2 separate regions of the Homo sapiens genome follow, and region 1 is linked to region 2. Evidence: chromatin contacts called from ENCODE Hi-C or POLR2A ChIA-PET data. All regions are on one chromosome and are shown on one strand. The core of a region is the stretch at or near the end of the contact, and the rest is flanking DNA. Distances in the headings are between cores, read along the strand shown.

Region 1 (6,530 bases), core at 457-2,956, 220 kb after region 2:
GTGGGTCCATTGATTTCTTAGTCGTTGGAAATGATCTTGACCTAGTCATCTGAAGACTTCTAAACTCCACTTGAAGAAACACACAGCAGCTTTCTCCTAATTCTTTCTTTAGTTTTTACTTTTAGTTTATACATCCCAGCATGTCACTTCCCTGCTTAAAGTCATTCTTCACCAGCTACCCCACCCCAAGCTTTTAGATGTGACCCAGTCTCCTAATACATCCTGTAAGATCCCGCCTCATAGATCACTACCCACTTCCCTTACTTTCTTCTTTCTAGCCATAATGAATTTTCATTTCTGTAATAGATCACCCTGTAACTCACCTCCAAGTCTTTGCAAATTCTATTCCCTTTGCCTGAAATATTCTCCTGGGCTTTTTCTCACTGTTTGGCTATCTCCTTCTCATCCTTAAGGTCTCAGAGGAGTCATCACTTGTTTTGGGGAGTTGGGGAAGGCTTTGTGCCCCAGAGCACACTATATCTCCCCCACCTTAGCAGTTATTGCTCTGTATTATAATTGTTTGTTAGCTTCTGTTATCCCCAACCAGACTGTAAACTCCTTGAGAACAGAAACCAGTCCTGGCATCCAGTACAGGGCATGGTCCATACTAAATGTGTGCGGAATTTAATTCACTGTAAAAAATGGTGCTACCTCGCCCTTCATCAAACCCAGCATTTCTGATTTACAAGTTACCAAGTCAGCTCATGGACATTACTGCTCAAATTCAGCCATAGGAGCTTCATACTGCAAGAGAGACTTGATAACTTTGCAGCATTAAGTTATTTGCCGGCAAGTTAAACTTAGCAGAATAAACCCAGAGTGAAGTGTTTCCTTATTATTTCACACAAGGGAAAAAGCAGAACAACTTAGGAATTGCAGGAAAAATGGGAGGCTCTAAATAATTAAGGTGTGTTGGAATTAAGGTGAGTGTCTGAAAAAAAATAATCTATGTGTCAGGAAACCTGGTTTGAAGCGGTAATAATGGAAAGCAAATCTGAAGTTGTCCTTAAATCAATAGAAATCATTCAGATTCTTATGGTGGGAGACTAATAAGTCAGAATCCGTCCTGCAGGCCCAGAACAGAGGTAAATAGGCATCATTTTGTAAATAAAGTATTATTGGAATACAGCCACATCCATTCATTGAAATATAAAATATGGGAAAGTTCGTACTACAATGACAGAGTTGAGTGGTCCAGACAGGACAGAGACTATATGGGCTACAAATCGTAAAGTATTTACTGTTGGTACTTTACAGTTGCTGATCCTTGAGCTAGGAAATGAATAAGATTATTTGCATTCATTCAGAATCATTTATGGAGTTCTGTAGTATGTTGAGCACAGTGCCTGGCTTATAGTTAACTCAAATAAATGTGGGCTGTGATTGACATTATAGTGGTTGGGCATTGATGAACAGACACTGGGCTCAGGTAAAGGCCCTGCTACAGAAGGCAGGGGTACAGATGTTCAAGGCATGTGAAGTAATTTAGGCCAAGGCCAAGCCCAAAGAGCAAAGACAAACTGAGCTGGGTGGTAACTTGGTGTTTACTCTGTTCTAAAGCAAACCACTCTTGGAGAATGTTTTTATCACTTTCTTTTCTCTATTTCCAGAGAAAACGATCACAGGCCAAGCTTAATTTGTGGTTAGTCAGTATTTCACTCTGAGTTCCGTGAAGTGGCTTCCAGGATCTTCCCTAGGGGATGTGGTACAGGTTTAAGAAATTCAGGGTGTGTATTTCACATCAATTGAAGAATCTCTTGAAGGCAAACAGAAAGGTTAGTTTCTTCTGTTTGCAGTGCACACTTTTGTTTGCATGTGAGCATGAATCATCAGTCTCCTCACTAAGCATAATCCAAGCAGACGAAGCTCAAATTAACACTAAAGGAAGGTAGCAAGAATGAGTTTGTTTTTAAGGATTTTGTGGTAGGCAGAATAATGGCCTCCAAAGATATCAGATCCTAATCCCTAGAGCCAATAACTGTGACCTTACCTTGGCAAAAAGGTTTATGCAGATGTGATTACATTAAGAATCTTGAGATGAAGAAGAATCTTGGATAATCTTTGTGGACCCTAAATACCAGCACCCGTCTCTTTTTAAGGGAGAGGCAGAAGGAGATTTCACAGACAGTCACAGAGGAGAAGTCCGGGGGAAGTGGAGCAGAGAAGGATTTGAAGATCCTGGGGTGGTGCAGCCACAAGGCCAGGCATGCAGGAAGCCCACAGAAGCTGGAGGAGGCCTGGAACAGATTCTCTCCTAGCTCCAGAGGGAGCACAGCCCTCGATTGCAGCCCCAAAAATTCTTTTCACACCTCTGGCCTCCAGAACTGTATGAGAATAAGTTTGCCTTGTTTTAAGCCACCAAACTTGTAGTAATTTGTTATAGCAGCCACAGAAAACTAATACAGATGTATTCATCAGATGAATGGTAGGTACATTACTTCATTACTTCTTTTTTTTTTTTGAGATGGAGTCTTGCCCTGTTGGCAGGCTGGTGTGCGGTGGTGTAATCTTGGCTCACTGCAACCTCCGCCTCCCAGGTTCAAGCAATTCTCTGCCTCAGCCTCCCGAGTAGCTGGGATTACAGGCCCCCACCATCACGCCCGGCTAATTTTTTTATTTTTAGTAGAGATAGGGTTTCACCATCTTGGCCAGGCTGATCTTGAACTCCTGACCTCGTGATCTACCCACCTCGGCCTCCCAAAGTGCTGGGATTATAGGCGTGAGCCATCACACCCGGCCTCATTACTTCTTATACCATAATAAATAAGAAAGAGAGAGAAACAACAACGCACCCCCACCACCACCACATTAACTTCTGCTTTAGCCACACAAGTAAGAACAGATGGTAAATAATACAAGTTACTGGACTGGGGTTGGAAGAGATTTTTGTCTATTATGATGCTGAGAACAGTGCCCAGAACATGTAACATGCTCAGAAAAGAGCAACTCAATACATAAATGATATCAAGGCAGGTAAAGTTCCGTGTGAATTGTCAGCTTGTAATGGCATTAGGACCCTGGATGGATACTGTGATTAAGCGTGGTGCACAGACAGCTGCCTGTTTGAGAGCCATTTGTTACCAGTCCATGGCGAAATGGGTACAGAAGTACAGAGGTCTTCAGAAACTACTTCTTACTGCTTTCTTTTAATCCACTGATTGAAAAAAATGACATAGTTGATAAAGAGCTGTTGTAAATTCAACAATGTTTTTAAAATAAATTTGTAATTAATTACAAATTTATTAATTAATCACAATATATTACGTTTTAAAATGGTCATATACGCGAAGAAGAGAGAAATAATTTTAGGAAGCTGTATTTATTCCAAATGTAGAGAATTCTCCAACCACATATAATAATCATGAGCCCCTGAGAGTCCATGACCTGGAGGTTCAAAGCTACAAGCCAATCCCACCAAGGAAACTAGGGTGTGAAGGCACTCTGTGATTAGCCCCCCGTCTTACAATTTAGTTAGCATCCGAGACAGGCCCAAACCCAGAGCTTGTGTCTTCTGAATCCCATTCCAGTGCTTTTTTAGTAGCCACTGATGTGACATCTCATGGACCTCCTAGAGGTGGTCTCCTAGGCAACCTGGTGCATGCCCATAGGCCTAAATCAGGCTAAAGAAGGAAGGTCATCATGACCGCCACACCACCCGTGGAGGACAGCAGGGTCCTTAGGGTCCTGGGCAGGTTGCACGTGTGTGTGGCCTTGCACTGAGACAGGCCACACTTGATTTAATGCCCTGCTGTTGCCTTCTTGAAGTTCTTAATAATTTTCAAAAGAGAACATGCAGTTTTATTTTGCATAGACCCCTACAAATTATATAGTTGGGACTGTGCAAGCAAGGCCGTTTGGATCCAACTTCATTTTATTTCTAGTTTGCTTCTGCTGTCATTCTGGAGACACAGCCTTCATTATTGCACCTCAGGATCTGACAGACCATCATCTCCTGGGTGAGGACACAATATCGCCAGGCTGGGCCTCGGGTGAAGGAAGGGAAGGGTCTAGAGCGCAAAAGTTAAGGAGGCCCTTACTCTTGGGGGTGTGTGAAGGCAGAGCCGGCACCTGAGAGGGAGTACCCCTTAAAAATTGCAGCTCACTTTCCTCACCCAAGTCTCATCCTGTAGTACACCTGCAGTATGCCTGTAATGTTCCTGCAGACACCTGCAGTACAGTATTCTCCTGCTTCCTTTGCCTCTGCGTGCCTCTGTGGTCACTGAATTTTCATCAGCCAGATCAGGTGGCACACAGAAACCTACCCCATTGACTTGTTCTTAGATTTTTCTAAAAGTGTTCTTTATTTGCTCAGTCTCTGTTAAGGAAGAATTACATTTCCCCATTCTCTGCAAGACTCGCCATGGTTGGCTGGTGCATGCTCTACTGTGTAAGTGTAATTTGATATAAAGCTGAATTGTCAATAGCATGAAACATTTTATAGGAAGAGTGAAAGAGTAGATGGTGGTCTCATTCATTCTGTCCCGGAGAGCAAGAGCAGTGTGGCATGGTAGCAAGTGAGGAGAAATCAGAGAAGCTCAGTTCTCATCCCGACTCCACTGCTTCTTCCCTGTGGGACCTCATGCAGTGCTTGTGCTTCCTCAGCCTGACTTTCCTTACCTATAAAAATAAAACTGTCTCTTTCACATGACTTTTGAGGGTCTAACAAATTTATATTTCTTAATGTGCTTTGCAGACTATAAAATGCTAGCTGGTTGTTGACACTGATTCTTCAGCTTTTTGGGGGGAATTGTTTTGCATGATGAGTTCATTCTAAGTTGCCACCTGCTATCTGCCAATGGATAAATTCCACAGCATCTCACAATATGAGTTAGACCTTGGAACAGGCTTTACTGAGGAAAAGAAACTGACGTCAGGGTCAGCCAGATAAGATAGAAGGGCCTGCTGAGGCCGCTGCACTCTGCTGGTTGGATTTGTGGTCCAGGGAGGAACATACCCTCCCCAGTCCCACTCCCACCCCCATAATCTCCTTTTTTGTAGGGCAAGTGGGAGAGCACTTTTGTTAGTGGGGAGATAATGAAACTACTTTGGCACCAGGCAGCCTGGATTTGAGTGTCAGCTGTTTACAGAAATTGTCTGGGAAGGCAAGTGCACAGCACCTGGGGACCTTGGGACTAAAGTTGTTACCCTGGAGGAGGACACCACTTGTCCCATGGGAAGAGGAGCCTCTCCAGCTCTGAGAGAGAGTTAGGACGCCCCCCCACGCCATAGCATTTCAACCTGATAATTCAGGGTGAACATCTGGGCTCATTTTCAGACAATCCTGCTTGTACCAAAGAAGCATCATTAAATTCTGGAAGCAGGGACCACTCATACTACCCCCAACATTGAAACCTAACTAGGTCATTCCAGGGTTTATTAGTGGGTGGTTTGGATTTGATAGAGAGATCAAGGCCTACCCAGGCTAAATCTAAATCCATCCACTAATGAGCTATAATAAGAGGATTCCATTTTAAAAGATTCACTCGGGTCCTTTGGACTAAAACGCTGTCACAGTTGATTCCTCTAGTCAGCTTTGTACCTGCTTTTCTGTGATTGATGTGGAAACCTTGTGCATCCTAAAATGCTGCCCTTACTCATCCTTTCATCCTGACTTGTAGTCTCCCACCTTCCGTCACGGCCCGAAATCTCCACCTCATATAAATGGCCCAGTGGGTGCCAACTCTAGTGGTGGGGACAGGGTAGGTGGACTCCACAGCAGTAGACAAATCATAATTGCATAATGTAAATTTTGCACAAAATGCTCTGAGAGCTTAATGGTGCCACAACCAATTTTATTAGGACACTTCAAAACAAAGATGACATTTGAACTGGATCATAAAGGATAAGTAGAATATTTTAGGGCAAAGAAAGGGGAGAAGGGCATGCTAGGTACAGGGGAGCAGAGATGTGGGACTTCAGCTGAGATAATATGTGTGAAGTGTTTAGAGCAGTGTGTGGCACATACTAGGTGCTCAATAAATGTTAGTAGTGCTAGTCATTATTGCTGTTACATATCAGGGAATTTCAAATACCCAGTATGGCTACAATACCAGGAGGGAAGGTCTGGAAATAAAACTGGAGATGGAGTTTGAGATTTTTTGTATGTGAAGGGCCCTGAATAGTATGTTAAAAGAGTTAGGTTTTGTATTTGCATCTCATTTTAGCCAACTAATCCACAATCATGAGTGTCCCAGTGAGGATGGGCCAGGTTAGGCTGCAGTAACAACCCCCAGATGTCAGTGGCAAAGCATCAAACATTTATTTCTTACCCATGTGACATGCCCAGTGCAGAATGACTGTGATCTTTGCCCAGTGCCCTCCTCTTTCTGTGACCCTGCTGCTTCTGCCCAAAAATGACACCTATCACTATTTCCATTTCATTGGCCAAAAAAAGCCACGTGGCCATCCTAACTTCAGATGGAACAAGGAAGTGCAGTCCTACCATGGCTACGTGACTACGTGCATTTGTCAAAACTCACAGAAACGCATGCTTAAAATGAGTGAATTTTACTGTATCTAAAGTATGTGTC
Region 2 (5,958 bases), core at 918-3,417:
TTATACAATCAGAGTCAAATTTATATCAATTTGCCTATGCTATGACTTTTCGAATTTCCTCTGGAATTATCCTGGTGATCCTAATTTTGCTCTTAATGTCTTCCATGTATGCCCCAAATAATTAACATAACGAAGATAATTTTATTGTAAGGTTTTTTGATAACTTATTTTTGTCTTTGTTTTCCCCTGAAATGAGTGTCCTTCACCTAGTCCTTAAGTGTCCTATCTACAAAATGGAGAATGAAAAAGGCTGCCAACACTGTAACATAGGTAGGAGGCATTCGTGTTTTCAGAATGGAGTTGTAATGAATACACACACACAGTTCCTGTCACTGCTGTGCACATGAGGGTGTCATAAATGGTCCCTGACCTCAAGACATTAGACCTATGGCAATATGGGACATGATGCTGTCATTTTGTTAGACTATTCTAGGCCTATTCTACTTCAGTGTCTAGTGTAGCATTACTGCAGACCATGTGTTTCAGCAGAGTTTGTGGATCTTGTTTTCCCAATAGCTCCCACTGTAATAGTGGTGCACCCCGCTGGCAGCAGGCAGCTTATTGAGAAGATGTCTCCATGCCTTGCTGGGCACTGCAGCCTACATTAAACTATCCAGATTCCATTTTCATATTTTTCTGACTTAGAGTCACTTTCCCAACTCAGTGATCTCCTTTCTGGCAGCAGCATCCTGTACATCATTAAATTGTTCCTTGTTCTAGAGGGATGGACGTACTGAGTTCCTGTTAAAGGTTTGTCTGCTGTCTAGAACTACTCCTTCTCATGGTAAAAGCCCCTAATTTTCTTATGGTGCCCACTTTATCGTAAGTCCATATAGGTCTGCAGCTTCCTGAGGTGGCTCATGACCAGCTTCGCCCAGAACCTCAGGGATTGGGCCAGAAAGGGAAGATGACCTCATTGGAATTATTGGCCATTGCTCTAGCTTTTGCTTGCTGGATTTGAACTGTAGTCATTTTGCTGTCACCTGCCTGGGACCCGAGATAGACCACACACCTGTGGAGGCAGAGCTGAGAGATGGAGAACTGAATTCTGATTTTCCTTTTTGGAACCTGAATCCAGTAGTGGTTGAAGTTCTATTCCTGACCTTTTGACTTCCTCAGCACTTTTCCCTCCCCTCTTTAGCTTAAGCCAATTGGAATTGGTGCTTCTGTCATCTGTCACTTGGAATAGAAACAACCCAAGTGATACACACCAAGTATCTGTAGTCCAAGTTCAAAAGAATTTCACTCTTTCATTGTTTTAGCCTGGGTTTCCCATTAATAAATCAAGATTGAAAAATCTTCCTTCATTCATGGATGCTGGCATCCAACAAGCTTATTGTTAAGTTAAAGGCTTCAGATTGTATGACAAATTCTCAGCCCTATATATTTTCTGAGTTCTAAACATGATATCAAGTTACCTTAAAATCCAGATATCTACAAGTCATTGCTTCTAATTAACATAGAAGCTACCTTAAAAAAAAACCTGTACACACACTAATATATATATATATACACACACACACACACACGTGTGTGTGTGTGTTTGTGTGTTTGTGGAGAGAGAGAGAGACAGAGAGAGAGTCATGTGCCACACCATGATGTTTCCGTCATCGACAGACTGCATATACCACAGTGGTTCCGTAAGATTATAATGCAGTATTTTTAGTATACCTTTCCCACGTTTAGATACACAAATACTTTCCATTGTGCTGTAATTGCCTACAGTATTCAGTATAGTACCATGCTGTACAGGTTTGTAGCCTAGGAGCAATAGGCTCCAGCATACGCTGTCTAGGTTTGTGTAAGCACACGCTATGATGTTCGCACAACATGAACTCCCCTCACAATGAATTTTTCAGAACATACCCTGTGAGTTAAGCCACAAATGACTGTATACATATACACATATTTCTATGTGAATGTGTAACATGAATACGCATCATAAACATATATGTGTGTGTATTACATCTTTAAAATGACTAGACCAGCAATATGTGATTCCTTTCACTCGTTAGACAAAACAAATAAACAAAACACAAAACCTCATTGGGCAATATTGGGAAATAAATACATCAAGGGCAGAGAATTTGATGTGATCAAAGTCCAAGGTGCTTTGGCTGCAGGCACAGTAGTAAGGGGGGCTGTTTGTCTCCTTTGACCCCAAGGTTTCAAGTAGGCCAATCCACCCACATGCCCTGGGGCAGGGTGCCAAAAAAATGGGCCTCTGGCGCTGCACCGCCCTCCTTCCTGAGCTCTGCTTTCACGCCCATTCTTCCTTTTGCTCCCGCTCTGCTCCAGTCGGGCCTGATTTCTGAGCAGAGTGACATGCTCTCCTTTCTGGTCCATGGATTCAGGGATGGACTCGATTGCCAGCTTTCACCCTGAAAGCTCTCTGGAGTGGTTTGCCCAGCTGTGGCCCCCTCACCTGGACTGACCAGCTCCTCCCCGCTGTTGACCTCCTTCTTGCAAGAAGGGTGTTGTTTCAATGTGCTTTGCAAGAGTGGGGTGGGGTGAGGAACAAGGATGAGATAAAAGAGTGACAAAAGAGTAGCAGCTAGAAAAAGGACAAAGGTAGTGTCTACCCACACATGTCTTTACCTTATCTAAAAATACTTCCCATTGGCAGGCAGGATGAAGAAGCTGAGCAGATGGCATATGCTTCCTAGTGCACCAGATTGTAATATTATACACTTGGATTACAAAGTCTGGATATCACAGCTATAAACATATGTAAACATTTTTATGTTTTGCTAAAAAGGAAAAAAAAATCACTGATGATGTATTATCCTAATGAGCTGATTACGAAGATTTACTAATTATATTCCCAAGATCTAGATAGAAAGAATGGCACTGGCTCCAGTGACATACCGTTCAGATTCAGTAGTATACTGGTATTTTTCATTTTCGTTTGGTTTATCACCATTTGCTACAGCTGTGTTTTGCAGATTAGAATCCTAGGACTGGAAAGAACCTTTAGATGAAGAATTGGAAAACGAAGGCCTACCAGCCAAATCCAGCCTGACACCTTTTGTTGTAAATAAAGTTTCACTGGGGCTGGGCGTGGTGGCTCATGCCTGTAATATTAACTCTTCTAGAGGGCGGGAAGATTGTTTGAGCCCAGAGGTTCAAGACCAGCCTGGGCAACATGGGGAGACCCCATCTCTACAAAAGTACAAAAATTAGGTGGGCATGGTGGCATGTGCCTGTAGTATCAGCTACTTGGGAAGCTGAGGTAGGTGGATTGCTCAAGTCCAGGAGGTCAAGGCTGCAGTGAGCTGAGATCACACCACTGCACTCCAGCCTGGGAGACAGAGGGAGACCCTGTCTCAAAAATAAATAAATAAATAAATAAATAAGTTTTATTGGAATCCAGCCATGCCCATTTGTTTAGGTATTGTCGATGGCTGCTTTCCCACTACCCTAGCAGAGATGAATACTTGTGATAGTGACTGTGTGGCCTGGAAAGTGTAAAGTATTCACTGTCTGGCCCTTTAGAGAAAAAATTGCCAAATTTGCTTTAGAAGGCTATCTAAGATCATTTGGCTGTTTTCTGGAATGCTTGTATTTTGTTGCCTCAGAAAAGTGTTTGCCTAGTTAAGATTTCTAGGGACGCACATGGTATTGTCTTACTAAACAAAAATTCGTTGTAAAAATAACTTACCTAAATCTTTTATAAAATAGTGTAAACCCAATTCCTCTTTCTTTTTTTTGAGACAGAGTCTCGCTCTGTCTTCTAGGCTGGAGTGCAGTGGCGTGATCTCAGCTCACTGCAGCCTGTGCCTCCCGGGCTCAAGTGATTCTCATGCCTCAGCCTCCCGAGTAGCTGGGACTACAGGCATGTGCCACCACGCCTGGCTAAATTTTGTACTTTTAGTAGAGACGGAGTTTCACCATGTTGGCCAGGCTGGTCTCGAACTCTTGTCCTTAAGTGATCTGCCTGCTTCAGCCTCTCAAAGTGCTGGGATTACAGGCGTGAGCCACCATGCCAGGCCTCCTCTTTCTTAAAAATAAAAACAAATCTTTAATTCAATTGTTTTTATTTCAGCTGCTCAATGAAAGATTTTTACATATTTAAAGATGATCAAATGATCTGATTTTTCTTTTTTTCTCCACCAAATATCCATCCCTGTTTAACATTCCCAAATCTTGAAATTTTTTTTGTGTCTTATCTACAAAACCTTTTTCATTTCCTGTAGTGACAATTCTTTATTTACTCAGGTCTACACATTGTACTCTAATATTTACCTATTATAAAGTGCATCCAGGTGTATAATCAGTTTGCATCTTAAAATACCTTATGGTGCCAGCAAGCATTTGTATTAGGCCCGTTTTGCAGATGTGGTACAGCAAGGTTTCTTGTCTGGTCTGTGATCACACAGCCAGGAATTCATAAACCTTTTTTCCAGCATACCAGACTGCATTGTGATGAGCCTGGCGGGAGGACACGAAACAGTTCCAATAAGCTATATGGCATGTGTCTGACCCAGTACTGTGCTTGCTTTGGGGAAAAATATTCTGTACATCACTGTGTATCTGCTGGCTTACTTTCGGCTCAAAGTTGCACAAGGAGCCAGTGTGACCTTGGTACTTGGTCCACTGTTTAAATACTGCCACGGTACTCTGCAGCCACAGCAAACAGGTTATGTGTTAGCAGAAGAACTGGGAGAGTGCGGTGAAATGAGCAAAAATTCATCCCCGGTAGGAGAAAAGGTGTGTGTTTCGGAGGAGGAGGATGTTCAATGGCATCATTTTTGTATAAAAGGACAGTCTTATCTACGTATCTGTCTTTACCGCATTACGCATAGGCAGCCCATCCCCACCTTGTGTGCTGTGCCATTTATTTCCCCTCATCTGATGCTCTGAGCTATTAAGCAACAGCAACAAAGAGATATCTCCTTAATGGTAACATATTGTCCTCAGCAAAGCCCAAAGATTGCATAGGGGCACTGCTGTGGAAATATGAAAAAAAAGTTAGTACTGCACTTTTGGGGGTGGATGTTTTCCAACTTATTTATTTTAGCCTTTTAGATGTTTCTTTTGGGACCAAATTATAGCTCTGATACTATCATTAGCACTTTAAATTATTGGTTACAGTGTATAAGGGAAATACAAGCTGCTTCTTGAACATTCCGCATTTTTAGTTAAACAGGGTGTTTCCTTTTTTGGTTGTATGTTGCTTGTTGTTCATCCTTATCATCACATGTGATCATGGTTCCTATCTGAACAGATCATCTTACTAATTGAGTGTCTGCAGATTGTTGCAGTTTAAGTATTTATTTTTATTTCTAATAATATTACAGAACTGGTCAATCACTTGAAGGGTAAACCGCTTTTCCTTACACAAACAGCAACAACTTTTCCCTCCAGTGTCTTTGTTTCTGAATCATAGAATTCCTGGTGATTGTGTTAGGAGCAGAAAGGGCACGCTTTGACTACTGAGACCCTGGGCTATGGTTGAGAAAGGCCAGAGAGGAAATTCCTCTTTGGATTTGTAAACAGACTTGTAAACCTAGGACGTTTTATGAGGACTTCATTAGGAGACAATAGATTCAGGACCCTGCTGTCATTTTTTTTTATAGTCAGAATTAGAGTGAAATGACACTTTAAAATAATAATTTCTCTTTTCTTACTCTTTCTTTCAGTCTTCCTTTCAAAGCTATTTTAAAAAAATGCATTGTACTTTCCTAACCTTTTCTCTAGTTTAGTGGCCAGCTCTTATTTTCATCTTGTCAGATTTCTTCTCATCCTTTTACGTCTACAGCCAGGAAGCCTCAGTAAATTACTCTCCTGGAGTCACAGCTGCTTTCTTCCTTTGAGAAACAATATTCTCTAGCTCTCCTTTTTCTCTTTCCTGTAGAGTTATATTCAACAGATACTATTTCCTTGTCTAAGAAGCAGTCATCTTTGAATTTTGCAGATTTAATTTCATTCTGGTAGCTTCAAACTTGAAAACACGAT

What was found. Hi-C counts contacts between places; a loop is a spot of excess contacts on that map. ChIA-PET counts read pairs that join two places held with the same protein, here RNA polymerase II (POLR2A).
Region 1: a loop to region 2 is called in a map with no recorded cell type, with 2.8 times the contacts of the local background. The contact joins two enhancer-like sites. A Hi-C loop is called at or near these places in 1 of 37 single-sample maps with no recorded cell type. POLR2A ChIA-PET finds 5 or more read pairs at or near these places in 1 of 52 experiments (Panc1).

What each region holds. Positions count from the first base shown.
Region 1 is chr7:29,448,330-29,454,859 of GRCh38, forward strand. The region is part of intron 6 of CHN2 (chimerin 2); the gene reads left to right. Among named protein-coding and RNA genes, the nearest start is that of PRR15-DT, 110 kb to the right of the region's middle. Within about 2 kb of position 1,707, at least 4 of the 41 ENCODE cell types and tissues checked have a DNase peak (open chromatin) inside an H3K27ac peak, as active enhancers do.
Region 2 is chr7:29,226,649-29,232,606 of GRCh38, forward strand. All of the region lies in intron 1 of CHN2 (chimerin 2), which reads left to right. Among named protein-coding and RNA genes, the nearest start is that of CHN2-AS1, 21 kb to the left of the region's middle. Within about 2 kb of position 2,168, at least 3 of the 41 ENCODE cell types and tissues checked have a DNase peak (open chromatin) inside an H3K27ac peak, as active enhancers do.